2 separate regions of the Homo sapiens genome follow, and region 1 is linked to region 2. Evidence: chromatin loops called from intact Hi-C (ENCODE). Cell type or tissue: K562. All regions are shown on one strand. Links, peaks and the distances in the headings refer to the core of each region. The heading gives the core; the rest is flanking DNA. Region 1 overlaps RTTN (rotatin). Region 2 has its middle 13 kb from the start of CD226.

The links. A loop is a pair of places that touch in the nucleus more often than their neighbours do. Peaks named below come from ENCODE experiments on the same cell type or tissue, not always from the same donor. Only the 100,000 strongest peaks of a DNase experiment are listed, where the experiment ranks them.
Region 1: a loop joins it to region 2, with 4 times the contacts of the local background. A loop is called at or near these places in 2 of 110 quality-filtered maps.

The regions. Positions count from the first base shown.
Region 1 is chr18:70,013,926-70,029,784 of GRCh38, forward strand. It overlaps RTTN (rotatin), which reads right to left. Exons shown (of 49, transcript NM_173630.4): 43 at 14,799-14,876; 44 at 10,797-10,923; 45 at 6,690-6,892; 46 at 3,482-3,749. Among named protein-coding and RNA genes, the nearest start is that of CD226, 74 kb to the left of the region's middle. RefSeq lists silencers at 11,072-11,121, 11,132-11,191. In K562, for the core only: no CTCF peak of the experiment used is centred there; a DNase peak (open chromatin) is centred at 11,916.
Region 2 is chr18:69,953,237-69,969,199 of GRCh38, forward strand. It overlaps a transcript of CD226 not described here. Among named protein-coding and RNA genes, the nearest start is that of CD226, 13 kb to the left of the region's middle. In K562, for the core only: a CTCF peak has its summit at 6,644; DNase peaks (open chromatin) are centred at 3,635 and 8,655.

The DNA of each region.
Region 1 (15,859 bases), core at 7,583-15,582, 65 kb after region 2:
TTCTCATCTTTTTAGCTTTCTCTGCTGCATTCTGGATAATATTTTTCTAATCTATCTTCTAATTCCTAAGTTCTCTGCTATACCTAACTTGCTGTCAGACATGTATATTAAGTTTTCAATTTTGGCCACTGAAGTTCTAGATTACTGTTGTAAAACAGAACTTCCTACAATAATGGAAATATTTATATCTTGCTATTTAATAAGATAGCCACTAGCCACATGTAGTGAGTACAACTGAATAATTTTAATTAGTTTAAATTTAAATAGCTACATGTGGCTGATTATCATACTGCACAGTAAAGTTCTTGAAGTTCTGTTTGGTTCTTTTCAAATATTTCAACTTGTCAGTTTCCCATTTCCTAAAATTTTCAAGCTTGTCATTTATTTATCTAAATATGGTATAATTAAAGTTATTTTTAAACCCATGCTTTGTAATTCCCATATTCAAAGTCTGGGCAGATAAGCTGGTATTTTTATTCTTCTGCTGTTTCTTACTACATGTTGCCATGTCTCCTAATGTGCTTGATTATCTCTAACTTTGTACTGGTTAATGCTTTTGAAAAATTATTTGTAGAGGTTCCCTGAGGCCCAGTATGAACTTGTCTTTCATCCATCACCAAGGCAGTTTGCTTTCTGCTAAGTACCCACAGGCACCATCAATCGAAGACACCTCAAGCCAAGTTCACGGCCAACTTTGGGTGCAGAGCCCTATCAGAAGCAGTCTGTAGTACCCATTCTCACATTTTTTTTTTCCTTTTCTTTACAGTCTCCTTCATGAAGTTTGGGAAACCAACTTATTTTTGACCCATCCATCTATTAAGAGAATGGTTCTTTGGAGGTCCAGCTTAATACAAGCAGGATAGCCAGTAAGAATCCCCACTTTGGGGAATCGCGGCTTCTGTCCTCTCACCCCTCGATACTCCTCAACAAAAGCCAAGCATACAACCTTGGCAAATGCACTTGGGGCAAAATAATTTTCTATATACTTCTTACTTGTCTGGGCAAGACTTTCAATCAAAACTGGACTGGGAGTTTCTATCTTTTCAGTTTTTGTGATTATTTTGAGGTGCATTTTAATACAGCCTGTCTAGCATGTTATTGTCGTTTTCAGAAGAGACTTAGTCTGGCATTGCCAGAAACAAGGAATGTTCCAGATCTTTTTTTTTTTTTGGAGATGAAGTCTCACTCTGTTGCCCAGGCTGGAGTGCAGTGGCGCGATCTTGGCTCACTGCAACCTCCGTCTCCCCAGTTCAAGCAATTCTACTACTGGGGACTACAAGGTGCCCGCCACCATGCCTGGCTAATTTTTGTATTTTTAGTAGAGGCGGGGTTTCACCATGTTGGCCAGACTGATCTCAAACTCTTGACCTCAAATGATCCACCCACCACGGTCTCCCAAAGTACTGGGATTACAGTTGTGAGCCACCATGCCAAGCCCCAGATCTATTTTTACCAGCAAGGTCAAGCTCCACTGCACACTCCACTCCTGACCATTTAAACCAGATGTGTGGGTGCTACCGATCAGAGGCAGCCTTTCCTGGGAGACTTTTAAGCTGGCTGACTCTGCTAAGGCCTCCTCCATAAATCCCCAAGTGGAAAGCGAGGCATAGGCTGTGACATCCCTTTATAGTTCCACACAGAAACTGCACAGCTGATGTCTCTTATCTTACCCCTGCCTGAAAAGCCCACTGATCTCTAGTCTGTGGGCTAGGGGAAGCTTCTCACCAAAGTTTATCCATCTGCTTTAAGCTAATGAAGGAGAAAAAGCATTGCTGACTACAAAGAAATGCTAAAAATAATTCTAGAGGGGTCTAGAAGTGGAAAATGCAGACTTCTCTCCTTCACTTCTCAAAAAGCTTGACCTTTTTCCAACTCTCAATAATAAACTGGAGTAAGTAGCCCTCAAAGAAAAAAAAAATCATTCTAAGAAAGGTGAATAAACAATAACAGATGTTACTGAGTAGCTGCTATATACCAAGAATGGTCACAAACACTTCACAGGCTCTCTCATTGCCCTGAGGAGGGATTATCATCACCCTCATTTTACAAATGTGAGGGCTGAAGCAGCTACAGTGGGAGAGGATGGAAATAAAACCAGTGATGTACATCACGCAGCAACAGAGAACGCAGCATCAGCACAGCAGCCACCGGAAGGCAGAGTGCAAAATCCACAGTAAGGTTAGGTCTGCTACAAGCTAACTGAACTTTAAACATCCTTCTATATCATATCTAGCAGTTGATTATCAGAATGCTTATCAGAAAAATAGAATCACAACTATATACACCACAAAATATAAGAAGAATCATTTTCGTACACTTAGAAAACCCTTGATTTCACAGAAAAATGCTTCTGAGAAAAGTTTAAGTGAAAAACATGAAAAAAACAAGAGAATGAATCTATCTTAAACATTTATCATGTACCAGAAATAGCGCTAGGCACTTTATGTGTGTTTATAAACTGATTCTTACCAAACCAAGAAGAGTGGGCTTCTTTTATAGATGAAGAAGCTGGGCCCAGCGAGGCTGCACCAGGCGACGCTGGAGTGATGCCCTAGTGCTGGCATTCAAGACCAGGTGTGTAGGGGTCTGGAGCCCACCTTCTGTTTTTCACTAGAACACATGTCTTTTATAAAACTCACTCCCCACGAAATTCACATACTCCTCACAGAGATAACACATGGTTGCAGAAAAAGATCTTTCCGATTCTTTTTGCTTCAATTTTTTTCTGAATCCTTACCAATCCTCGCCTCCATCTGTCCTACATCTCAGAGAATGAAGTCTCTGCGAGGCTCACTGCACCATCTGATCTCAAGCCCTGAACTCTCTCCGGTCTGCTTGGGATCTCTCTCAATCATCAAATATTTATTGAGTGCTCGCTAGTTGCAGGCACAATTCTAGGTGCTACACATAAACAAAGCAGACAAAAGCCTCCTGACCCCATAAGAGCTTACCTTCTAGTGTGGGAAGACTAGGAATAGACAGATACATGAAACACATAATCTATCAGATGGCGATAATACTACGGAGGGAAACAAAACCAGGAAAGGAAATAGTGAGGAGGAGGAAAGAGAAGGCCCCCTGGGTGCGGGGCTATTATATTAACACATGGTTCCCGAGAGGCTTCATTGACATAGTAGCATTTGCTTGAAGATGCAGAAGAGGGGAGCTGGAGTTAGAGGAAGAGCAAGGAGAGAGGAGAGGGAGCAGAAGGTAAGGCCAGGGAGCCCTCGTCCACGGCTCCCCTTCCTCCAGGTGTCCAGTATGTGCACTGGAATGACATGATTTGCTAACCTCAGGAGACTCCTGGAAGCCCACGGAAGGCTGAAGCCATGCCTGATTCATTCCCATGCCTTCCACAGTGCTTTGAACACAGTGGGTGCTTAATAAATGCCTAGAAAATTATTTATAAAATTATTTGGTGTTGACCTGAACAGTCTATGAATAACTACATATATAAATGTATGTGTGTGTGAAAACTTACCATTAGCCAGGATCTTGGGTTTATTTGCAGGACTGAAGCAAACATTATGAAAGATAAGAAGAGGCAATAAAGGGCTGCTCTTGTGCTTGTATTTGCTCATCTCTGTTAGTAAGTCTAGACAGCCATCAAGCCTCAGAATCATTTGTTGCCCATCTTCTCCAGATGATATATTCAGGAGTAACTTCAACCAAAGAATAGTCAGATTACTTAGATGTTTATTTCCTCCTTTTGGCAATGCTAGAGAGAGGAAGTTCTGTAAGAAGTTACTCTGTGGATAAATAGAGAGAATATTATTTTCTTCTCATCTTTTTCATTATTTTCCTAGTCCCTTGGTGACCAATTAACTAACATTCTGATATACTCTCCCTCTACATTAATTTCTCCTTTCTAATAGCTTCTGAATATTCCATCTATATTATTTCCAAGCATAAGTGAAAAAGGTAAGAAGAACAAAATAGTGCTCAAGTTTTAATTCCTGCTAATTATTTCCTCATGATGGATGAAGTATACTATAGTTAACTCTTAATTATTTAGAATTGGTAATTAAGTTTGGAGATTATTTCAGGGCTCTTGAGTTTTCTCTTCTCTCTGCCTTCTGGTGATTTTGCTATTAAAAGCTACCCTATGGAAGGAAAAAAGGCAAAAATCCAAATCAGTCTTGAATACTAGTTAACAACTCTGGAAGTAGTGAGGGTATTTTGAATCATTATAGCTACAGGTGTTGTTGTTGTTTTTATCAAATCTATAGATACATCTTACATTCACTTTATCCCAGGTACTTATCATTACAAGTAAGAATTTCTGATGGCTACACGTCATTCTATTATGCTTACAGATGAGAAAGCTCTATTATTTGAACTGTAAGAGTCTTTTCAACCTCCAAATAAAGCCCCTTCCAAAAAACCCCACCAAACCCTTCACTATAAGAAAGATAATAAATTATTGCTTAGACTAATCTATATGCAAAGTATAAAAGTGCTGCATCAAGCTGCAGCCCATGGCAGCATGGAAACCACAGTTAGGTGGACATTTTAGAAATGAAATGCAATCACTTAACTTTTATGATTGCACAGAATAACTCTTCTCTCTCTCTGTTTAAATCTACTCCAGTTTATCTCTTAGGTTTTCCTAGACCAAAATCAAGATGTTGGCTTTAATCTATAAAATAAACTTAACGTTTTTATACAAAAGGACTCTGAGTGTTAAGAATGAAATGAGCTACAGAAATATTATCAACATTACCCACACAATAAGTAAACTGTAAAATTACATGCCCACTTTCAGCTGCATGTGCTGTCACTCACACCTACTGTCAGCCAAACTGACAGTTTTTAGATTCAACCCTTGCTGGATTTGGGACTGACAAGGGTGATAAAGCAGATGTCAGTGCTCTCAAATATAAATGTGCTGTGGGCACTCCTTTTTTTTTTTTTTTTTTTTTTTTTTGCTGCTTCTAAAGATGTTTTCAGACAATTTCCTACACCAGGTAGAATATGTAGAGATGTATACCATGGTAGAAAAAAAAACAAACAAGCAGGATATTTCGGAGCCTGAGTTGTACAATACCACCTGCTGCATTTTCTATGTCCTACAGATGAGTAATGAAGAAGTAGAAGTGTTAAGTGTCTGGGCTCATTATTACTTAATGCAGCAGAGGAAGTCTCAGGCATTTCCTAATTAGAGCAGAGGAAAAAGACTTGATTAATCCGTCCCTGGAAAGAGAGTCTGATCACACTTCATCAAAATATTCTTAAGTATAGCACCAGAATAACAGATTAAGAGTTGAACATATCTTAGAGATTATTTTGTTAAACCCAAATGAAGCTGAAAGAGAATAGGTCTCCAGCTCAAAGTCACAGACCAGACTCGAGATTGGCACTTACATTCCTTCTGGGTGCTCCCACTTAGCTTCCCACCAACATGCTCTATAAGGAAGTGGTGGAAAGCACTGCCCCCGCTCTGCTCTCACATATGCAGAATCTCTCATTCTTATGGATGCTAATCACATATATCCAGTTCAAGAGAATGTCTCATTTTGGAAGTGATGCATGTATATGAATACATATATGAAGAAAATATATTCAAATATATATACATATATGACATACATGAACATATACATGAAGAAAATATCCAGCCATGTGCTGGTAAATAAACAACTGATTGTGGTGAGGGTAGAAAAGATCCAAGATTTGTACAGTTCGCTGAATTACGTGGTGTGATATGCCCACTGTGGCTGATTTCAAAATAACAATGTAACATCAACTGGAATTTTTATAAAATTCCTGCAAATTTAAGATGACACTCATGAGTCAGTAGGAGGCTGGCTCCAACGTGCCACTGAAAACATCTTTCCTTGGTAAGATTGATCTTTCCATTTCCTTAGAAAGACCGAACTTTCTATTTATGTGGTGATAACAAAGTATCTTCTGAGGAGTTCAGGGAGAAGAAACAGTAGAGGAAAAGGAGACTCAATTCTTATAAATGCTCTCAACTTCTGCAATTTATCTTGGCCTTCAAGTAAAAGAAATGGAAACACTCAAATTACAATACTAGTAAGTAGTATATAATCTGATTACATTCAAATTTGAAGGGATTTTCCCAATTAGGGATTCTGTTTATACACATCTAAATACAGAATATAAGTGCACATGTGTACTAGAATTTATTTAACTCATTACATCCCTTTTAAATTACCTTAAGTTAAAATCAGTGATGAGAAGTCTAGATTGGGAACTGGAATCCTAGAGAACTCATAAAATTGCTTAACATGCCATAAGGAAGTTAAGTCTAACTGGGGGAAGTGGGCTGTGATTTCATAAACCATTTTGTCAATGAAATTAAACTGAAATTGTTACTGCCCAATTTGGTCTGTTTAAAGACCAATATATTACTTTTATTATTTCCAATAAATGTAAGACGGCTATCTTTCTAAAACCCTCATCTTTGAGAATGATAAAATACAATCCGAAAGCTAAGAAGATAAATGAGAAGGAAATGGTATGACTCTACTCTAGCTCCTGTCCTTCTGCACGTGTCATCTATCAACTGGCTTTAAACAAAGTGAACCTCTTAACCCTTTTATAATCCTTTAAAATAAAATGCCTCAAAATCATAATAATCTTAGAAATTGAGTTGTAAACTTTTGATTGGAAAGATTATTTCACTGAGTACCCTTTTAAGATATGTGGGGAGTTTAAGTGCGTACCTTCTGAATTACTCCTTTACAGTCATGCGACAAGGCCAGGTTTGAAAGAAGCATAAAAACCATCTGCTGAACCGTGGTGTTCTCCAGTGGCATCTGGGAAGCCAACTTTAGGATACACAGCATCAGAGAGTTGCTCACGGCTCCTCTATGTGTAGCTTGAACAGGGTGTTGTCCACAACTTGACCAACAAAGAGAACTGCAACCTTCAAAAATAACAGCCTATCACAATGTCTTCTCAGTTTCCCTGTTTAGTTTTTGAAGACACTAAGTGGCAAAGCATATCTGTCTAACAAAATGACTAGGCCATTAACCTGTGAACTGCAAATTAGCAATGGAGGCTAATGTTGGTGTCTACAGTCAACCTAATAGATATACTGTCCTCACTGAGGGCCTAATTATCTCACTAAAGCACTTTAAGACACCAGGTTTATTTTTAAAAAAAGAATAAAATAAACATACTAGGGTTTTTAATAGTTGCTAAAGAAAACATCTAAATAAAGGCCTGTGTAAAGGAACAGAATTTTAGAAATGGGAGATAACTTGTCTAATGCCTTCATTTTACATAACATACAAATAAGGAACATAATATCCCTGGGAAAGCGGACAAAACAAATACTATTTTCTATATTTGGTCAACAAAGATATGGAGCTCAGAAAAGCCAGTTTGTTGTTCAAGGTCATACAGCTTAGCATAGCAGGAGCCAAAAGTGGCATCTACAGGCTTTCCAGGGTTCAGTGTTTCTCAGGAAATTAAGTAACTGAATGAGACTTATTGAGGGAGAAAAAAAAATTAGAAATATATTTTAATGTTAAATCAATAAGACTGTATTATACATAAACCTAAGGTATAATTGACTTGTGAAAGTTCATACGAGGAGGCCAACTTAAGTATAAACTGATCAGAATCAAATACATTCTGTAAAAGAAACTCATAAAAGATGAGTAAACAAACAAAAGATATACTAGTGGAGCTGGAAAATGCACTGAAAGGAGACATTCCCACCAGACCTAAGGAATGGAGAAAGTTAACAGCACAGAATGAAGGCAAGGACAATCCTGTACACATATGCTTCAATGACAGTTCAAGTTCAAGAGCTTGAAGGTCTGTTTATATCTCTTTGTGCTGACTGGAGACAACCTGAGTTGGGTATCGAAATGGACAGCTCCAGAGGTGTCAGATTATTCAAAGGAATAAGCCATCATCAGCATCTGGCAGATTATTCAAAGGAATAAGCCATCAACAGCATCTGGCAGTAACTAGATGGGCTCCTTAACTGTTGTGAGTTCCAGTCCCTTCTCTGTATAACCTTTGATATTCAGAGACCCCAGTTGCTGGGCTACTGAGTGTTGTTAGAAGAAAGTACAAAAACTTGCTAGTCAAATCTTAAATTTATGACCATAAATTTAATAAAATTTAAATCTTAAATTTATGACCATAAATTATGACCATAAATTCTAATTTATTTTCTTAAATTTATGACCATAAGTGGTACTTAACACTGCCAGCAATCCTACTTTGCTTCTCTGGTGTGTTTACTTTCCTTCCTCTAAAAACAGCTACTTCACACTTTCTCCTCTTCTCACATCACCTCTACTCCTTGTCTTTGCTCATTCTTAGTGGTCAGTGTTCTCTCCTAAATGAAGAAAGCAGAAGTATTCAAAATGGGAATTTTCTCATCATTCCCATCAAGTCTACCAGCCCTCCTAAATCCACATCCTTCCTCTCAGCCTTCCCTCCGCTTCTGTTGTCAGCTGTGCTCTAGCTCTCACCTCTCTTACCCTCTCAGGCTGGGCTCTTACCTGCACTCTTTCCTGCACCTCATTCTCCCAATCCCTTAAGTTAATAAACATGCCTTAAAAACATACATCTTTAAAAACGAGCAAAAACTCCTCCTTTGACTCCACATCTGTCTCTTGCTGTTGCTCCATTTCTTTGTCCTCTTAAGAGTAGTACATTTTGGAAAAGCTGTCTCCTCTACTTCTTCATCTTCTCTCCTCAGCTCACACTAAGTAGGTTTCTGTTCTGGCACTGCACTAAAATTACCCTCAAGGTCCAAAAGAACATCAATACTGCTAAGTCCAACAGCCATTTTTTCTATCCTCACTTTAGCAGAATTTTCAATAGCATTCCACACAACTGAGCATGCCCTTCTCTGACTTTCTGTGACTGTGCACTGTTATCTCATTGGCTGCTCCTTCTCTTTTTTTTCTGCTGGTTTCTCATCTTTTGATTAACTCCAAATGTTGATGTGCCTCAGAACTTGGTCATGGGTTTCTGCTTCTCCATCTACACATTCTCCCTGGGTAATCGCAAACAGCCACGTGGCTTTAAGTACAATCTACATGACAATGACTCCTGTGGTAGCCAGCCTCCAAGATGGTCCCAGTGGCGCCTGCCTCTGTACCAGGGTTGGTATGTGTGACCCACAAGAGCTAGGAGTGCTGTTCAGTTACTTCTGAGACTGGATTATAAGAGACTATAACTTCTGCCCTCAGCCCACTCATTCTGGGTCGTTTGAGACAGCCCTAAGTAGCAAGGAATTGAGGCTCCCATAGTCACACTGGATCCTCTATCCCAGTCAAGACTTCAGATGATTGCAGAGACTCTGAGCGAGGACCACCCAGATTAGCCACGCCCAGATTCCTGAGCCACAGAAGCCGTGGCATAATGAAATGATTAATGTTTGCAGATGCTAAATTTTAGAGTAATTTCTTTTGTAGCAATAAATAACTAATAATATTCCCAACATTTGAAATCTTCAAACTTATCTCTACACTCCATTGAATTCAACTCCAGCTTACTATTTTCACTTGAGTGAACATCAACACCTTAGACTTAACAAGACCAAACAGAACTCTTGATTCCTACTACTTTCTCACTTCAAGTCTGCTTCTTTTAAATCTTCCCCATTTTAGTAAATGGCACTACTGTGCACTCAGGCTCATTTCTCCAAATGAAGTTCACCCCGGACACCTTTTTTTCCTTCCTACCTCCCACAACAGGTATCCTTGACTCTACCTTTGAGCTATATACTGAATCTGTCTACTTCTCTCAATCTCTCCAGCTACCACTCAAGCCCAAGCCACCATTATATCTCCATGACAAGTCTCCCTGCTTCTAGACTTGCTCCCAATCATTCATTCTCCACATACCACCCAGGGCAATTTTTCTTTTCTTTTCTTTGTGAGACAGAGTCTCACTCTGTTGCCCAGGCTGGAGTATAGTGGCGTGATCTCGGCTCACTGTAACCTCCGCTTCCTGGGTTCAAGTGATTCTCCTGCTTCAGCCTCCTGAGTAGCTGGAACTACAGGCATGCACCATCATGCCTGGCTAATTTTTGTGTTTTTAGTAGAGACAGGGTTTCCTCATGTTTGCCAGGCTAGTCTCAAACTCCAGACTTCAAGTGATCCGCCTGCCTGGGTCTCCCAAAGTGCTGGCATTACAGGCATGAGCCACTGCACCCAGCCTAATCCTTCTTAAACACAAATTAAATCATGCCACTCACCAGCTTACAACTGCCAATGTCATCCTGTTACACTCACATAAAAATCCAAACTCCCTACTCTGGCCTCTGAGGCCCTACATGACCTGTCCTCCTATCTCATTTCAGATCACTCTCACCAGAACTCACAATGCATGGCCCACCACAGGCTCTTGATAAAGTGTCTATCAAGTGCATGAGCGAAAGAGGAGCCCTAGTGATATCAAGTATCACCAGACCAACTGTTATGAGAACTTTCAACATGCCAGTCTCCTGCTCTAGAATCTATGAGAAGTTCTAACCTTCACGTGGCTTTTGAGGTCTTACATCATAATTTTTATCCTCTCAATTTTCCTACTAAACTCAATTTCCCATTGCCAGATAATCAGACCAGTCCTCCCTCTCTATTCCCTGCGCTGCCAATGACTCTCTCATGTCAACAAACACACTAAAATATCTGTCTGCTCTCATAATACCTACGAGAAAGCTTGCCTTTGCCCATCATATCCTCAATAAATCAGAGAAATACTTCAAAATATGTATTAGTTTTTCCAGTCCACCTTAACAACATTTATAAAACTAGTATTTTGGTATATTATTGAAAGGCAGTATTGGATCCTATTACCATTTGGAAAATTTGCAGTATAGACACAAAGGAGCTGCAGAGAAATTTGCATCAATGAATCATCCATCAAAATCCAAGGCCAGAGAGAGTGCAAGACAGGGACAAGGTGAGCTTCAAGAGCTGCTTCCTGTTGAAGGAAGGGAAAAAGACAGCATTAGTCTGAATATATGAAAATATAACATTAAAATCAAAACAACAACAGAAAGCCATCAACATAAGACCCAAGGAGAACCCTGTGGATGGCTTCAGCATCCTGCCCCAGCCCCATTGGGCTCCACACATGGCTGCCCTGACCACGAGCCTGACCAATCTCAGGACGTCGCTTCAACACCAGGGTGGTTAAGATGTACCACTAAGTTAGGAAGCATAGAAAATAGCCTGTGTAACATGTAAATTAAACAGCAAAGTGATATCTCACAACACTGAATAAATTCCTGTAAATGCTATGAACTGGCCAAGAAGTGAGAATTTCTGGTTAAGTAAACATTCTGATCAACTCTGAGTCCTCTTTGCCCACCCTCTCTCCCTCTCCTTCTCTCTCTCTGTGTATGTGTGTATATACTCAAAGTAAATTACAGTTTTTGAGTAATTTGAATATATAAAATTCAGTCTAAATATTATGATAAATTGAAAAATTCTGAAGTAACTCAGAGTCTTTATTACAAAGATCAGTTACCCTGGGACAATATTGCAGATAAAATATAGCTGTTTAAGTGCAGCAATATCTATTTTAAATGAACAAGAATTCCGAGGTAATTTGTAGACCCATGATTATGCACGTGAGCATGCACATAAATACACACACCCTATACGATTTCACATAGCATCAAGTGGCAGAAGAGAAGTGATTCCCAATGTTCAACACTCTCCGTAAGCACTGAAGTCATTCCCAGTGCTCTCCCTAAAGTTCTTCCCTTGTTCACCACTCTCTGTGGCACACGGCCCTCCATCTGCAGCAGATGACCTTGTTTACTATTTCACAGAGAAGACAGAAACGATTAAGTACAAACTCCTTTATCTACTCTGCCATTCTGTCCACATAGTTTATCTGTATTTTCATCCATTCATCCTTCCTGTCTGCCCGGTAGTGACAAAGAGGTGTTCCACTTCTTGCCTGCCAGAGATTGATACATCCATCTGTGTTCTGAAACACAGCTCTTCCTGCCTCCTCAGGGATCTTAATCCACCAGTTAGTTCTCCTCTTGCTATCTCTTAAACAACTCGTCCCCAATTTGCTCATTTCTGTGCCTGTATTCAAGTAGTTTACGTGTTAAGAGAAACAAACATACTCATTTCCTTTCATCTTATATGTCCTAAATTATTAATGCCACTATTCATGACCAAACTTCTACATTATTATTGCTGTAATTTCCCTGCCTCACATTTAATCTTTAGCTCATTACCGTTTATTTTCTGCCCTGATGATTCTATTGAGGCCGCTTCTACTTTTGTGGTTGCCAACAACGCTTAAGCACGGTGGCATTTGCTATATGTCTCTTAATTTCCCCGCTGCTGCTCTATCCTGGATCATTTCTGATAAGAGTCTGGATATTTGTCCCTGCCCAAATCTCATGTTGAATTGTAATCCCCAGTGCTAGAGGTGAGGCCTGGTGGGAGGTGTTTATATCTTGGGGGCGGATTCCTCATGGCTTGGTGCTTTCCTCAAGACAGTGAGTGATCTCATGAGATCTGGTCATTTAAAAGTGTGTGGTACCTCCTCGCCAGCTCTCTCACTCTTGCTCCAGTTCTAGTAATGTGATGTGCCTGTTCCCCTTTTGCCTTCTTGTCATGATTGGAAGTTTCCTGAGGCCTCCCCAGAAGCAGACGCCACTGTGCTTCCTCTATACCCTGCAGAACTGTGAGCCAATTAAACCTCTTTTCTTTAATAAATTACCTAGTCTCAGATATTTCTTCATAGCAAGGCAAGAACGGCCTAATGCAATCTCCAAATTCCTTCTCCAGTATTCCCTTCTCAGTTGTTTTCTGCCCCCTCTTAAATGTTCCTGTTTTCCAAAGATATGACCTTGGTTTTCATTACATACTTTCTTGGGAAATTTCAACAATAGTGAGGACCACAAACACCATCTACACATTGATAACTCCTAATATCCCCAGCTTGTATCACTCCTTAGAGTCCCAGACCCATAAAATCTACAGGCCACAAGCCATTTTTCACCTGGATGCCCCAAAGACTCTTGAGGCTAGCACGTGCAAGCATGAATATCGGGTCTCTCACACCTGTGCTCTGCTCTATCATGCACTCTTAATGCATGATAATGCAGTGGCTTAAACTGGAGTTTGGAAGTCATTCTACATTCCTCCTCTTCTCAATGCCTCAAATTTACTCCCTACCCTCCTTCTCCTTTCTACCTGCTCAAGTTAAGGTGTCATCATCTCTTGTCTGGACTATGACAGTCCCCTCCGTCTAACCTTGTCCACTGTTTAATTCATTTACCTCACAGCCACCATGCTCCTTCCAGTATGAAAACCCCTAATGTTATGCATATGCAAACAGCAGGGTGGGGTGGCAGTGGGTGACCTGGTGAATTACCCAATAGTGGCCAACTATTAATAATGAGAACATGCCATACACCTGATAAAAGCTGAAATTGAAATTAACAATCCCTACCTCCATAATATTATATTTATACTCAAGGATAATCTTAATATTCTTTGGATTTACTTCTTATTAAACAACTTAGAAATACAGAAATGCTTTGACTTATTGAGATATCACACTTTTGTAAATGGCTAATGTGATACAAATTGAGCACAATATTTATAACTAGTAGCCAGGTTAGCACTTCATAAATCTTTATAGGTAGATCCCACATGTAAAGTATTCCAGAGTATTTCCCTGAATAAGGTGTCATGAATGAATATTAACTGCACATACACATGAAATTTATATATTTAAATTTACACACAAATACTGACTGTACATCCAGTCACAAGCATAATATCATAAGCATGAAGGAATCATTAAGTTTATTAATGGCACTTTTGTCTTGAGAAAAAGTTCATATAAATTCATATATAGGGAATTTTAATAAATTGTATAAATAAATACTTAATTTCCATCAAACTACTTTGAAATATAAATTGTGAGTCATGTATCTGGCTTTTTAACATCGCTTAAGGAGTAAGTGTGTTCAACATGTCCATTTTCCAGATGTGGTATGGTTTTTCCAGTTGTGCTCTTACCACAAGTAAGAGCAAAACAGGTAAAAATTTATAAGGCAATAAAAGCTTCCATAATTTATCTTTGCTTTCTATATTAAAGCTTTAATTTAGTATTTTTTAAAATTTTTATTTTCGTGGCCAGCTTTTATAAAGAATAATCTAGTATTTCTGCATTAAAGCATCAATCTAGTATTTCAAAAGTGTTGTAAAACTATAGACAAAGCAAATCAGAGTGTTCACAAGATTATATCCTCTATAGTAGTACTGATACAATGGTTTAAAACATCATCAGTGCTTACAGACGAAGCAAAACATCTCAGTGATTTTTAGACAGAAGGGCCATGTAAATGGTCACAGGGAGTCAGCAGAGCTAGAAGAAACTTCCTCTCGGTGGATGTGGCCACACTAGGTAGCAGCTCTAACTATCTTCTCCTTTGAAGCAGGAAACTCTTCATTTTCTTTCCTTATAGATACAGATAGCTTCACTTATTTCCTTGAAGAGTTGTTTTGACAACCCGTTTTGAAAGAATCTACCTTATAAAACACATCCAGCCATTCATTCCATATGTAAAACATTTAAAATACCTAAGAGTACAGAATGAGGCTGAAGTTTGCGAAGAAATGTAATCAGTGTCGATGAATAATGATTAGATACACACATTTCTGACAATTAACACTGAGTTTAAGGACCAATCAACTGTGTGTCTAAAAATTTAAAAGTCAGAGCTTTCCATTTTTCCTACTACATTATCTCACATAAAAATTAAACTGCTTAATACCAGTACTCCTATTAAAATTTTGAAAAGTAGTTCTACTTACTTTACATTCCTCATTTTGATAAAGACAGTTTCTTAGGAGCTGCATGGCAATGCTTAACTCTTTAATAACACCATCCTCCTATTTAAACAAAAAGCAGTTGAAAACTGTGAATGCAACAGCATACTTCACTTTTTGTGTATAGTAATTCCCTCCCCTTTGGGTCACGGGACAATGCAGGTGTGCTCTAATCATGCCCAACCACTGTAACTTTGAGGGAACTGACAGGCTAACGATCTCTGAAAGATGACCATATCTCAAGAAGCACATTCACCATGAAAAAGCTATTTCTGTTCTATCAAGCATGGAGGAACTCGGATATATGATAGCCTCCATGTTTCATCTCAATAAAGTGAGGCAGATACTGAGAGATTTTCAATAATATCAGGTGTTGGCTGACTTTCTCAATGATGAAGGGCCTTTGGCTAGGGAGGAAAAGAGGCAAAAAAAAAAAAAAAAAGAACTGATAAACATACAATCAATCTCCTGCATCAATTACATTATTAAATAAGACTTTGTCTTGGTTTCTTAAATGCAGTAGAAACTAGTTATTACATAGAGTGCTGCTATAACGGCCTTACCTACACACATATATGTATATTTATATATTTATACTATTCACACACTTTCATTTGTTGAATAAGTGGGTGGCAGATCTTGTTAACCACAGTAGTTATTATATAACTATGTTATTTTCAGTTTACCTGAGCATGCAGTTTAAACATGAGTCCAGCAGATTCAATGCTAGAGGAGATATTCAGAAGGCACAGGAGGAGATAAACAGAGATGAGGAATACCAGCTCTGCAACCACCCAGATTTGGGGCAAATATTAGCTCCATCAATTACCAGTTGTGTGACTATGCTGTAATGAGTGTTTGTTCATGAGATAATAAATATGAAATGTTTCAATAGTGGCTGACATATAGAAAACTCTTAATAAATTATAGTTGTTACAGATCTCATTCCTAGTTAACCTATGCTTGTTTTGAGATAAAGATTTTCTTTTTGTAGTATAAAAAATTTATCTGGCATAGTATCATGTATATGTGGATATTTCCAATGT
Region 2 (15,963 bases), core at 3,484-11,483:
ATACTCAAACCAATATTTGTAGACCAATGTTTACAGCAGCATTATTCACAAAAGCCAGAAGGTGGTAACGATCCAAGCGTCTGCCAACAGGTGAATGAATGAATGAACAAATTGTGATCAAATCCATACAATGGAATATTACTCAGCCATAAAAAGGAATGAAGGGCTAATGCATGCTACAACATGAATAAGCCTTGATAACATTATGCTAAGTCAAAGAATGCAGAAACAAAAGGCCACATTTTGTAAGAATCCATTTATATGAAATATCCAGATAGTTAAATCCATGGAGATGGAAAGCAGATTGGTGATTTGCCAATTGATTGACTGTTGGAAGGAGGGAATAGGGAGTGACTGTTTAAGGTATGGGGTTTTCTTTAAAATGATGAAAATGTTTTGGAATCTGATAAAAGCGGTCATCACAGAACACTGTGGATGTACTAAATACCACTGAACTGTATATTTTAAAATATTTAATCTTGACCTGGTGTGGTGGCTCACACCTGTAATCCCAGTACTTTGGGAGGCCAAGGCAGGTGGATTGCTTGAGGTCAGGAATTCAAAACCAGCCTGGCCAACATGGTGAAACCCCGACTCTACTAAAAATACAAAAATTAGCTGTGCGTGGTGGTGCGCAACTGTAATCCCAGCTACTTGGGAGGCTGAGACAGGAGAATCGCTTGAACCCAGGAGGTGGAGGTTGCAGTGAGCTGAGATTGTGCCACTGCACTCCAGCCAGGTCAACAGAGCAAGACTCCGTTTCAAAAAAAAAAAAAAAAAGTTTAATCTTATGTTGACTAAATCTTAGGTGAACAATGTTATGTGAATTTCACCTCAATTTTTAAAAATTGTTACTAGTGAATAGTATGAGTCCACATTCACCCCAGGTCTTACCAATGAATGAGGCCACCCCATCTTGCTGTTGGCCACGTATTAATTGATTTCATTTGATCCCCCAACCACCCCGGTCCAAAGATGCCAAGTACATTCTAAGAATACAGTACATTAGCATAGTACAGTCTAAGCATAGAGTCCACAGACACACTCTGTCACAACTTTGTGATAACAGCTGGAAATCAATAATGCAAAAGATCATGATAGTCGAGGTTGTCAGATAAATGATTTAAGATATTTTTAAAAATCATTATGTGCTTATTAAACAAATGCCAAAACATATCTATTTTCTGAGGGAGGGGTCAGGGTTGGGTAAAGTGGGGTAGAGGTGCAGGTAGAGAGGTAGAAGGGCTGAGGGCCAAGCAGGCATCTGCAACACCGTGCTGCCTCAAATCCTAAAGGAAATGAGATGAAACCTAGCATCATCCACTCTCGGTGGTTTCTATGATCAGGCCCAAAGTGAACTTCCTCACCCAGGATAAAGAAATGAGGTTCATGGGAGGAGGACTGGAAAAGGGGTACTAACTGGTAATAACTTGTAGGAACTCCTTATTCCCAAGGCATCCAGAGCCAACTAGTCAAGAGATGAAGAGAACTTGTGTATTTGCACCCTGGAATTGAGGGTCCTAGAGGTCACAGATTCGAATGAAAGGGGCAGAAAGACTTGCAGCTGAAGACAAAGTCCAGCTGTTACGACTTTGCTAGAGATGAGCCCTATTTATCAACATCTAACCAAAGACAAATAGAGACAGCGCTTGAGCTATTTTTGTTGTGTCAGCAGCCATTTTTTGCATGATTTATGAAGGGATTTTGGCTTGAGGTTTTTTTTCTAATAGAGCTGTCTGTATAAAAGAGCTTTGTCCTCAAGGAAGTCATTAATCAAAATATTACTGGATTTCTCTACTATTAAAAATGTCTCAGCTAACCACATGAGCATGAATTCATCTCACAAGCTTGCCTCTGAATGCAGACTCCTAGGTGGCCTGGGTGGGTGGGGACGGGGAACACTCTTCAGCCACACTGTTCTTCTTCCTGTAGGCTGTCCACCCAGGTAGAACCTTCCCTGTCACCTCAGTTTCATTGTTTCTGCTACCTACAATATGTCCTGCTTCCCCAGATGTCTCTATGGTTTCTGAGCATTGGGAGGAGTCTCCTAGTGTCTACTCAATGACCCCACCTTCCCCAGTTTATGCAAAAACACCTGATGTGTGTGATGGAGAATCTGCTCTGATACCTTTCGACACTTGCTTGGAAAACTATTCACATGCTGGAAAGCAGAGGACTGTGAACAGAAAATCTAGCTAAACTCAGAACAAGTGACTGGGGCTGGGAAGATTATAGTGTGAGAGGTCGTTTGCTCCCTCCACTCCTTCTCAGATGCGAGGGTTTGCCTGCCTTCTGCTGGGATGCCCCAGCTGTTAAGAGGCTCATACTTCCAGTAAGATTTCCACAGGAGGCCGGGTGCGGTGGCTCACGCCTGTAATCCCAAAGTGAAGGCCGAGGCGGGCGGATCATGAGGTCAGGAGATCGAGACCATCGTGGCTAACACGGTGAAACCACGTCTCTGCTAAAAATACAAAAAATTAGCCGGGTGTGGTAGCGGGCACCTGTAGTCCCAGCTACTCAGGAGGCTGAGGCAGGAGAATGGCGTGAACCCAGGAGGCAGAGCTTGCAGTGAGCCGACATCGCACCACTGCACTCCAGCCTGGGCAAAGGAGCGAGACTCCATCTCAAAAAAAAAAAAAAAAAAAAAATTTCCTCAGGAACACAATAGTCTGGGTTTCTGCTCCCTTCCTCAAATAATCTCATTAAGAGAACCTTTCCAATGTGGGCCACATGGTCTCCTCTAGACCACGATACCCTTAGAACCTTGGCAAGTCATACACATGTCCCCAGGAGTGAGGCTACTGCTGAGTGACCAGTAGAACCCCACTTCCAGTCAACGCAAAGACTCCAGTTGGGGTTCAGCAGGGATCCTCTAAGACAGGGTTCTGAAACTATGGCCTGAGGGCTGGGCGCAGCCCACTGATTTCCATAAACAGTTTGGTTGGAGACAGCCATGCTCACTTGGTTACATACCATCCACCGCTGTTTTTGTGCTGCAATGCTGGAACCAAGAGGTGTTAGGTCACAACTGACAGACACCACACGGCCCACAAAGCTGTAAATATTAACTATCTGGCCCTTTACAGAAAAAGTTTCCCAACCCTTGAGTAGGATAATAAATCTTTGGATCATGGACATTTATTATTTAAGTTCATCCTTGTTCAGTCTTGCTGGAGAGAAGGAAGATTTAAGCTTGACAGACCAGATGCCGGTAAAATTAGCTCAGTTTTCTTATTCTCAAGAACTTTACGATCAGATCTATTATAAATACAATTCTAGAGACAGACTGAGAAAAAGTACTTAACTGGCACCCTTTTACTACAAACTGCACCCCTCATTAAACTAACAGTTCACAGAACACCGAGCACTTAACTTACTCCAGCTTTTTCCGGCAACTCTCTTGTCCTGCTGCATCAACTTGCCATGGTTTCACTGGCAGCCCCCACCCTTTCGCACACGATTCATTTAAAAAGTTGAGCTCAGACACATCCAGTCTTTTTTCTGAGAAGGTTACTAACCTTGAGATGTGAGTGCTGCTCGCTCTAACGCTTCTTCCCATCTGCGTCTTGGTTAAGGACTTTTATCGTATCCTGTTTATCGTGGCCTCCTAGCCTCAACACCCTCTTGGTCACTGCAAGCTCCCCGCTGCTCCCTCCCTTAATTAGCACTGCAGGAGCTGAGGGGAGCGTTCAGCCCACTCAGGAGCTGACTCTGCCCATGCTCTTGAGCTCTTCTCTCTACCAGAACTTCCTCAGATAGCAACTGAAGTGAATCACTAATATTTCATGAAGCGGGGTTTTTTGAAGTCAAGTTTACCTGCTTCTGGAAGCAACTTTACTATTGCAGCTACTCAGACTCATTCCAAACTCAGATAAAGTTCTGTCCCTCTTTTCCCCCAAAGAATCTATAATTTGAAAGGACGCACTTCTCCTTTGTTCTAGCTCTAAATAGAAACTACACTCCCCGCCGAAATCAGTTTGTTTCTTTGCCTTTTCTTCCTCGTGTTTTTTCCTGCCAATCAAAGCACATTAGATTCAGCCCTCTTTTTAAGTCAAGAGGCTTCCTTATCTCTGCCCATATCTAAGTATGTTTCGGTCTTACTTTCTAGATACTCTTTTTTTTTTCTTTGTCTCCCATTCTCCGACAGAAAAAGTACACAAGTCGGTGTTTCCTGAGAACGAACCCTGCATGTTTAGCAGCTTTTGTCTCTTAGAAACACTAGGTTTTTTGCTGCACCAGGCCATGGCAACGTTAGTTTTATTGATTCCTTTGATTTATTAGGTTATGGAGGTTCCCTGCTGGTTAAACCACCATGAAGGATTGTGGCTGAGGCTTTAGTGTGTAAAATTCATAGAAAGACTAGGAAGGAAGGACGTTTGACAGGTGAGAAGGCACTCATGGGGCTGCCCTACCCTGCACATTTAATTATGCATCGCAGGTACAGGACTGGTCTCTTCTGCTGGACCACCGCATATACGAAAGCAAGGGAGAAGAAAGTGCAATACTGCCTCTCAAGACACAAGTGTTTACTAAGACTTATTGTGGGCCAGAGGTAGCCAGAGTAGCCTTCTCAAACACCTGCCTGACTCTCGTCACTCCCTTCAATGCCTCACTGTCCCCAAGAGAATATCCAAATGTCTTACTGACTTGCAAGGCCTGCGTCATTGATGACTGCCATTTTCCCAGTGTTATGTCTTATAAGTCTTCTGCTCACTCCTAGCCTTTATTGCTCATCCAACTTACATTGTGTAATTTGAGGACAATGCTCTAATGGGGCAGGGCCTTTGCACGTGGAGTTTCCTCACCTCTTATCCCTCTCCCATCCAGCAGGTCTCAGCTCCAATGTATCTTATACTCTCCCTGGGGCCCACATCTGTCCTGTGAGTTTCCTGAGAACCCCAAATATGTCCTCACTGAAATACTTGCCACATCCTATTATGCCTATTCACTCGCTGCATTTTTTACTAGAGCCTGACAGGCACTTCCAGGCCCAGGTAAAGTCTCTTATCCCTGCTCTATCAGATCCTTGCACAGGGCCCTTGACCATGCCAGGTGCTCAGTCAGCACTTGTAGAATAGGACGAAGCCATGCAATGACTTCCATCTGTAAGGTTTCCATATTGTGATCACAATCCCAATTCCATCTTGTTTCCAATCTGCCATCGTTGGGGCTGCTTTTTTGCCTCAATTTTCGATTTTCTCAAGGAAAAAGACAAAAACAGTCTTGACCCAAAACACCCACTGATTTTTGCAGGACACACCCAAAGACAAGTTTTCTTTTGAGTCAAAACTCTTCCTCAAAATTATTCAGTGGGCCCTGAAGTGAACCTCACACATCGGCTGAAACAGTCACCGTCTACCCACGTGGTTCACAATAGGGTGAATGCAAATCCTATCTATCGTGACAGTAGCTGCTGCTCATACCTACAGGGACCTAGCTTGAAAGTATCTTTTGCTTACTCCCTGACTCACAAAATGCAGATTGATACAGGCTGGGGGGTTTTCCCAAATTAGTTTTTCATGGTCACTCCCTAATTCAGTGTTCACAGGCAAACACACACACACACACACACACACACACACACACACACACATCCTTCTCCTTATCACCCATAATAAAGCTATTGCTATTTTGTTTTTTATTTTTATTATTTAGCTATTGCTATTTTTAAGGGAGGCACAATGGAGATACCTTTTGTTGTTTCTCTGTAGAGGTTTATCCTCTCTGGTTTATTTAGCTTCCTCTTGGAGGCTCTCGAAATATGGTAATAAATACAAAGAACCCAAGACTTAGCTTTGAATCATTTCCAAAGAAACACAGGCATCCCAGTATCTTGGCCCCAAGGATGCAACATTGTTCCCCCAACATGGTAACTACAGAATTTTACTCAGCAAACAGGGGAAATGTTGAAATATCACATGATCGATAATAAATTACAAAACAAACAATAAAAATAACCTGAGACAAATTAAATTGCCCTATCCCTCCAGAGAACAGATGTCCTAAATGTTCTAACCAGCAGAACAAATGGACGTAAAGAGGGAAAGCAGTGAGATAGAATGAAGATTACCACTCAGAGATCAACAAGAGCCCTCTCTCCAACATTTTTTCATGACCCTTGCAAAAGGCTTTTTGAACAACTTAAAGCAAAGACACTCTTCAACCTTACCAGTTGCTGACAGAAGCAGGAAACAGCAAAAGTCATCACATCCCTAGTTGCAGCATCGCATCAGCTACCTCCTTCCTCTTTTTTTCTAAGGTCACCAAGGCACTAACTTGCTGTTCTAACAAAGGGTAAGGAAAGAAAGAATCAAGCATTTGCTCTGCCTTTCCTGTACAAATTATAATTCAAGGTGACCCGAGTTTCTCTTTATAGGAAAATTCAGCTACTAAGTGGAAAAAACAATCATAGTTATTTTTTAAGTCACCATTTTGCAACCCCTATTAAAATAATAGATGGAGACAATTGTTAATAGATGCTAAAACCATGAGGTGGAAGGTTAATGGGGAACCCTATGATGAAACGTGCTGCTGACTGACGATACCTGAGCCCTCAGATCAGCCGTAATCTTGCTAAATATGGCACAGCCAGGCATGAGAGGGACTCCCAACACGATGCAGCAGGAAGAAAGCAGCGCCACCTAGGAAGTCCTCTTCCCCGAGTAGCTGAGCCTGAATGCAGCCAAGCCTCTAGAAGTAACCAGCAGTGCATAGAAAATGCAGGCAATGGCTGGGCACGGTGGTTCACACCTGTAATCCCAGCACTTTGGGAGGCCAAGGCAGGCGGATCACATGAAGTTCGAGACCAGCCTAGCCAATATGGTGAAACCCCGTCTCTACTAAAAATACAAAAATTAGCCAGTTGTGGTGGTGCACGTCTGTAATCCCAGCTACTTGGGAGGCTGAGGCACGAGAACCACTTGAACCTGGGAGGCAGTGGTTGTAGTGAGCCAAGATTGTGCCACTGCACTCCAACCTGGGTGACAGAGCGAGACTCCATCTTAAAAAAAAAAAAAAGAAAAGAAAAGAAAAAGAAAATAAAAAGAATACAGGCAATAAAAGACTGAGTTAAAGGACACTACGAGACCACAAGGAAGCAACGAACTGAACATAGAAAGCAGGAGCTACTGCAGAACAAACATCTCAGTTTCCTCCAGCAACAAAAGGCAATTATGATGAACACAACCAGTAAATGCCAAAAAGATACTTGACAATTTTCGTTGTTGTTGTTGAGATGGAGGCTTGCTCTATTGCCCAGGCTGGAGCACAGTGACACGATCTTGGCTCACTGCAACCTCCACTACCTGGGTTCAAGTGATTCTCCTGCCTCAGCCTCCCAAGTAGCTGGGATTACAGGCATGCACCAACACGCATGGCTAATTTTTGTAATTTTAGTAGAAACAGGGTTTTGCCTTCTTGGCCAGGCTCGTCTTGAATTCCTGACCTCAAGTGATCCGCCTGCCTCGGCCTCCCAAAGTGCTGGAATTACAGGCATGAGCCACTGTGCCTGGCCAGATACTTGATAATTTTAAATATCCTTTCCTGGGAAAGACTTACAGCAATTTTACAATTTCATCAGCATGATAAAGAAAATTTATGAGAAACTAACAGCAACCTTGATAGTGAGACACTAGAAAAATCTCAATTCAATTTTGAAATAAGACAAGGATGGCCACAATCACTGTCAATATTTAACATATTCTGGAGGTTTTAACTAAATGTAATGGATTTTAAAAAGGAATAGGAGCTGTAAACCTTGAAAATTATTTAAAATGTAGGATTTGTAGGTGATCCACCTAGAGAACATGGTCAAATAAAACAGAAAAGAATTTAATAAGCTGCCTAGCAAAATAATTTTATAAGACTCAGTAGCTTTATTGTATATCCTATCCAAAAGAACAGCAAAATTTACACGTGTATGTATATGTAGGTATAATTGTGTGCCTGTGTGAATATATATGAATGTACCTCAAGAATTTGTAGGATTTAAACAAAGAAATTTGCTAATTTATCAAAGGAAATAAAAGAAGTCTTGAATAAATGGAGGTATGTCCTATGCTCCTCTATGGCAAGACCCAATTTTGAGAATGCATCAAAAATATTTTTTTAGTTACCTGGAATTTTATACTCTTTTACATTATTAAGCAGGTCAGGCTATGAATGGCTATTCATGAGGCACTTATTGACGGCACTCTGCAAAAAGGTCTTCACCTAGTATATTGTGGAAATGTTATATGTTTGCACAATCAATCATTGAAGACCTTTTACAACACACATATCCCCATGAAAGTAAGCAATGGATGAACTGCTGTGAAAGGTGCTCCCTGGAGCAGAAATCCACACCCTGGTTCTTACCTGGTTTTAGCATTGCCAAGGGCCCAGCAAACTTCACCCACGACTCCCTTGGCCACTGTTCTTTTCTTCCTCCACTGTTTTTAGTCCCCCTCTCTTGAGGGTCTCAAGGTTTCAAGGAAATAAGTACTTACACACACACCTTAAGGACTCCAGACCTCAAGCATCAGGCCCGGGTAAGTGCTAAGTTCTTCTTTGGGAATTTTTCTAAATGACACCAGGAAGCAGCAGCCAGCAGTACAGCTATATGGACAAACAGGGACTTGCAGATACCCACTATCTCTTTCCCCCAGTCCCAGTTCCCTGACAAAGCTCATGCCTTTCTCCTCTGCATTCCACATCCCTTTCTGCTGCAACTATTTGATAACATTGCACACTGCATTGTGGCTACTTAGTAAAGTGGGCGAGAGCTGCCATCCTGTAAGTATAAGAGTGTGAGCTTTGCAGAGAGACTTGGGTTCAAATCCTGTTCCACGCCTGGCTAGCTGTGGGACCTCCAGTCCTCAGCACATTGATGGCAGTGCAGATCCCAGCTAGGCCACAGCTGATCGTCCAGGAAGGCAGCCCCCACCTCATGTTACCCGTGGCCCAGTGGGCTCCACTCTTGTCGGGGTCCACTGAGGGTCTTTTAACACTCTCAGTGTCAAAAAGGTTGTTTTGCCTCCTGAGCTCTCAATACTGCTGTATCTCAGATTATTTAAAGAAAATTTCATTTTCCAAAATGGCAGAAACCTCATATTGTTTAAATTAAGATATATTCTTTCTAGAATATTTTACTGAGAACATTTTCATCTGCAATTGGACAATGTAGCTTATATCTGAACTGCTTAGTTAGCATCTACAGAACAGTCACTGTCCCCAAAACCCACCACCTTAGCAAGGTGCCTGAATGAGGGAGGGTCTCCAGCCTCAGCCACACATTGGCTGCACCTCCCTGGAATCTGAATCTGGTACAATGTTATCTAATGTGGTTAAGATCACATCTCTCGGGCTCCCTGAATCCAGTCCAATATACACCTTGTTGTATTTATTAACAACCTGGCATTTCACTCTCCAAAGTGTCTTGATTTGGGTGACAAACTCTATGGTCACCCTAAGAGCCACCAAGGGGGCTGTGGGTTTGAAGGAAACCCCTCAGTTCTGGGAAAACCAGGACAGTGGGTCATCCTTGATATAGCAGTGACCAGGACTCCCTGGGTCCAGCCCACATTCCCTCATGGCCAGCTCTCTTGAGGGGATGGGGTATGTCTTCTACCCACTCCTCAGTAAGGATTGCCCTCAGCTATCAGAAAGCATCTAACAATTCTGGCTTTAAAGGGGAGCAGGGCCAGAGTCTCACCCTCCTCTTCCTAGGACATGTGGCCTATTTGAAAAGTTGCCTCCTTGGCCCCAAAGACTACACGGATTCAGGAAGGGCAGGCTGCATCAGCCGGAAAAGGTCCTTCCATAGACTTACCCCAGGCAAGGGCATTTATTCACCCCTACCTGCACCTGCTTGAGGCAGTCAACAGTGGTTCCGAAAACCAAAGAGTGTGCTGAGGGAACCAGCTCTTTCATCCACTGGAGAAAGAAGAAGACAGCTCATTTTATAAAATAAACAGATAAACCAATATACATATAAATACTTTAAATTCTTCCTAACCTGCTGGCACACTCCATGTAAAGTTGTGCCCTTTGTCTTATGTTTGTATTTTGTGTTCGTCTCTGGACCCTCCAACTTGAATATGTGTTCCTTGATGTGAAGACTGCCTCGTTCACCACTGTAACAAACCAACCAACTGTCTGTGTTTGCCTGATGCCACGTAGTTTCCCAGGACTCAAGACTTTGAAGTGCTGACTCCAGGACATCCCCAGGCAAACCCAGACAGCTGATCACCCTAGCTGTATCCCCAGTGCCAAGAGCAGTGCCCAGCATATAGTAAGAGTTCACAAAACAATTGCTGCCTGGCTATGATCATAACTCTTATTTTGCAGTTTTGTTCTTAGAATTTAAAGAGCGAAGAAAAGAACCGAAGGAGATAGAGACACAAAAAACCCTTCAAAAAATCAATGAATCCAGGAGCTGGTTTTTTGAAAAGATCAACAAAATTGATAGACCACTAGCAAGACTAATAAAGAAGAAAAGAGGGAAGAATCCAATAGACGCAATAAAAAATGATAAAGGGGATATCACCACCAATCCCACAGAAATACAAACTACCATCAGAGAATACTATAAACACCTCTATGCAAATAAACTAGAAAATCTAGAAGAAATGGATAAATTCCTCAACACATACACCCTCCCAAGACTAAATCAGGAAGAAGTTGAATCCCTGAATAGACCAATAACAGGCTCTGAAATTGAGGCAATAATTAATAGCCTACCAACCAAAAAAAAGTCCAGGACCAGACAGATTCACAGCCGAATTCTACCAGAGGTACAAGGAGGAGGTGGTACCATTCCTTCTGAAACTATTCCAATCCATAGAAAAAGAGGGAATCCTCTCTAACTCATTTTATGAGGCCAGCATCATCCTGATACCAAAGCCTGGCAGAGAGACAACAAAAAAAGAGAATCTTAGACCAATATCCCTGATGCACATCGATGCAAAAATCCTCAATAAAATACTGGCAAACCGAATCCAGCAGCACATCAAAAAGCTTATCCACCATGATCAAGTGGGCTTCATCCCTGGGATGCAAGGCTGGTTCAACATACGAAAATCAATAAACATAATCCAGCGTATAAACAGAACCAAAGACAAAAAACACATGATTATCTCAATAGATGCAGAAAAGGCCTTTGACAAAATTCAACAGCCCTTCATGCTAAAAACTCTCAATAAATTAGGTATTGATGGGACGTATCTCACAATAATAAGAGCTATTTATGACAAACCCACAGCCAATATCATATGGAATGGGCAAAAACTGGAAGCATTCCCTTTGAAAACTGGCACAAGACAGGGATGCCCTCTCTCACCACTCTCATTCAACATAGTGTTGGAAGTTCTGGCCAGGGCAATCAGGCAGAAGAAAGAAATAAAGGGTATTCAATTAGGAAAAGAGGAAGTCAAATTGTCCCTGTTTGCAGATGACATGATTGTATATCTAGAAAACCCCATCGTCTCAGACCAAAATCTCCTTAAGCTGATAAGCAACTTCAGCAAAGTCTCAGGATACAAAATCAATGTGCAAAAATCACAAGATTCTTATACACCAATAACAGACAAACGGAGAGCCAAATCATGAGTGAACTCCCATTCACAATTGCTTCAAAGAGAATAAAATACCTAGGAATCCAACTTACAAGGGATGTGAAGGACCTCTTCAAGGAGAACTACAAACCACTGCTCAACAAAATAAAAGAGGACACAAACAAATGGAAGAACATTCCATGCTCATGGATAGGAAGAATCAATATCATGAAAATGGCCATACTGCCCAAGGTAATTTATAGATTCAATGCCATCCCCATCAAGCTACCAATGACTTTCTTCACAGAACTAGAAAAAACTACTTTAAAGTTCAAATGGAACCAAAAAAGAGCTTGCATTGCCAAGTCAATCCTAAGCCAAAAGAACAAAGCTGGAGGCATCACGCTACCTGACTTCAAACTATACTACAAGGCTATAGTAACCAAAACAGCATGTTACTGGTACCAAAACAGAGATACAGACCAATGGAACATAACAGAGCCCTCAGAAATAATACCACACATCTACAACCATCTGATCTTTGGCAAACCTGACAAAAAGAAGAAATGGGGAAAGGATTCCCTATTTAATAAATGGTGCTGGGAAAACTTGCTAGCCATATGTAGAAAGCTGAAACTGGATCCCTTCCTTACACCTTACACAAAAATTAATTCAAGATGGATTAAAGACTTAAATGTTAGACCTAAAACCATAAAAATTCTAGAAGAAAACCTAGGCAATACCATTCAGGACATAGGCATGGGCAAGGACTTCATGTCTAAAACACCAAAAGCGATGGCAACAAAAGCCAAAATTGACAAATGGGATCTAATTAAACTAAAGAGCTTCTGCACAGCAAAAGAAACTACCATCAGAGTGAACAGACAACGTACAGAATGGGAGTAAAATTTTGCAACCTATTCATCTGACAAAGGGCTAATATCCAGAATCTACAACGAACTCAAACAAATTTACAAAAAAAAAAAAAAACAACCCCATCAAAAAGTGGGCAAAGGATATGAACAGACACTTCTCAAAAGAAGACATTTATGCAGCCAAAAGACACATGAGAAAATGTTTATCATCACTGGCCATCAGAGAAATGCAAATCAAAACCACAATGAGATACCATCTCACACCAGTTAGAACGGTGATCATTACAAAGTCAGGAAACAACCGGTGCTGGAGAGGATGTGGAGAAATAGGAACACTTTTACACTGTTGGTGGGACTGTAAACTAGTTCAACCATTGTGGAAGACAGTGTGGCGATTCCTCAAGGATCTAGAACTAGAAATACCATTTGACCCAGCAATCCCATTACTGGGTATATACCCAAAGGATTATAAATCATGCTGCTATAAAGGCACATGCACACGTATGTTTAATGCGGCACTATTCACAATAGCAAAGACTTGGAACCAACCCAAATGTCCATCAATGATAGACTGGATTAAGAAAATGTGGCACATACACACCATGGAATACTATGCAGCCACAAAAAATGATGAGTTCATGTCCTTTGTAGGGACATGGATGAAGCCGGAAACCATCATTCTCAACAAACTATCGCAAGAACAAAAAACCAAACACCGCATGTTCTCACTCATAGGTGGGCATTGAACAATGAGAACACTTGGACACAGGAAGGGGAACATTACACACCAGGGCCTGTTGTGGGGGGGGGGAGGGGGTAGGGAAAGCATTAGGAGATATACCTAATGTAAATGATGAGTTAATGGGTGCAGCACACCAACATGGCACATGTATATATATGTAACAAACCTGCACGTTGTGCACATGTACCCTAGAACTTATAGAACTTAAAGTATAATAAAAAATAAATAATAAATAAAGAGCGGGAGGGAAGTGCCAAAATGCCCAATAAGATCTTAATAAATACAAGTGCTGGCTCAAAGGTAGAGCTTAAGGCTTTCTCCTGCTGGGCCCTCACTCCATCCCAGAAGGAGATAGAATGCCACGGTTGACCAGATGCACCAGCCTGCCTCCTGCAAAGCAGCACCATCCTCTCTGTCTATGCTTTCTGCATCACATCGCTTGGGCTCCCTGAAACCAGTCCAATATTCACCTTGTTGTATTTATTACCAAGCTTGCATTTCATTTTCAAACGTGTCTTGATTTGGATGACAAACTCTACGGCCACCCTAAGAGCCCTGTATCTAGGGGCTGGAAGACTGGATGCTGCACCTGCCAGAAACCCTGGCAGCGGGATTCCAAATGAGATTCTGTCAACCAAAGGCACTTGCATGAGGTCTGGAAATCAGAAGAGAAGTAGGATTTCATTTCTGTCAAACTGACAGTCACAATTGTCACAATTCCACTTGTGGAAATGTATGCTTGTTGTTCTTCTTTAGCTGTGGTGAGTAGATGTGAGGACTTTACACAGAGGCGACTTGAAGCAGCCTCCTTTCTGGGATCTTCCCGGAAACTCCCTGCACCCGGGCTGGAGACAGCTGTAGATGGGCCAGTGGATTCTTCCAGTGCTGGAACTTCTGACTTGTTGAAACCTCCAAGTCAATCTGAACTCAGGAGACTCCTTCAAGCCTGTGCATGCAGGCCTTCAGATTCACAGCTCCCTCACCCTCTGTTTTAAATGCTATTCTGAATAAGTGTCTAGATTTTTTTCCTTCTTCCCGACTAGCCTTTAACTGATACCTCAGGTCTAATACATTGCTAGAGAGGGAAATGTCAGTCAGCCTTGTTGAAAGGGAAACCGAGGTGAATGTGGCCACTGCCTGGGGTTCCCACCCACAGCTCCTCTGCCCACTGCAGGCACACAGTACAGCATATCCTCTTTCCCTGTCCCTCCAGGACGATGCTGCGGCTCTGACAGAGCATCCTCAGGGAAAGGTCCAGAGGCAGAAAAGCACAACCCGTTCCTTCCTGTGAGGCTCCTTCACCAGCAAGAAAAACCTTCACTGCAGACGCTTTCGTGCCTCCTTGGCCAGAACTGATCTCATCTATATCTATTTTACCTGTCACGAAATCACAAACTACCCCAAAGTTTAGTGGCCTACTAGTGGTCCCCAACCTTTTTGGCACCAGGGACCAATTTCGTGGAAGAAAATTTTTCCACAGACCAGGGAGAGGGGATGGTTTCGGGATGATCCAAACACATTACCTTTATTGTGCACTTTATTTCTATTATTATTACGTTGTAATATATAATGAAATAATCATACAACTCACCATAATGTAGAATCAGTGGGAGCCCTGAGCTTGTTTTCCTGCAACTAGACAATCCCATCTGTGGGTGATGGGAGACAGTGACTGATCATCAGGCATTAGATTCTCATAATGAGGCTGCAGCCTAGATCCTTCACACGCAGTTCACAATAGGGTTCGTGCTCCTATGAGAATCTAATGCTGCTGCTGATCTGACAGGAGGCGGAGCTCAGGTGGTAATGTGAGCAACAGCGAGCAGCTGTAAATACAGATGCAGCTTCACTTGCTCTAGCGCCGCTCACATCCTGCTGTGCGGCCTGGTTCCTAAAAGGCCACAGACTGGTATCAGTCAACTGCCTGGGGGCTGGGGACACCTGGCTTAAACAAAAGCAGCTCATAATTTTGCAGGGCAGCTATCTGGGCAGTTCTGCACTGCTCTTATCTCTTTCTCTGTGTCTGTCTTATCTAGCAGTTCCTCGGTTTCTCTCTCTCTCTCTCTGTCTGGCACAATGTAGGTATTAAGAGCTGCTGTATTCATTCTCTACATGCCACTGTAAATTACCACAAATTTAGTAGTTTAAATAAAAATAAATGTTAGGTCAGGAGTCCAGTGTGGGTCTCACAGAGCTCAAATGGAAGTAGCAGCAGGGCTGTGTGCCCTTCTGAAGGCTCCAGGCAAGAGGGAACCTGCTCCCTGCCTCTGCCAGCTTCTGGAGGCAGCTGCTTTCCTTGGCTCATGGCCCCACTCCATCTCTAAGTCCGCAGCATGGCACTGACCTGAACCTTCTTCCCTCTTCACATCTCCTGCTGACTCCACTCTGCCTCCCTCATCCACTTTAAAGACTCTGGGATTACACTAGGCAAATTTGAATAATCTAGGCTAAACTAATCTCTCCACCTCAAGGTCCTTAACCTTAGTCACATGTGCAAAGTCCTTTTTGTCATGAAAAGTCATATATTTACAGGTTCCAGGGATTCGGATATGGATATCCTTGGGAGGGTCATTATTCTGCCTACCACACCAGCCAGATACAAATTAATTTCCTTTCTTCTTCCCAAAAGCATTGACTCAGGCTTATTCCCAAACGCATTGACTCAGGTTTATTCCAAGCCCTAGTGCTTGGCACAGAAACAAGCAGAATTATCTGGGAAAATCCACTCATTCAAGGTGTTCACTGCTCTGGTTTGAGGACTGCTGGGAAGATACTTTGAAGGAAAAGATCATGAAAAATAAAGACAGAAGAAAAA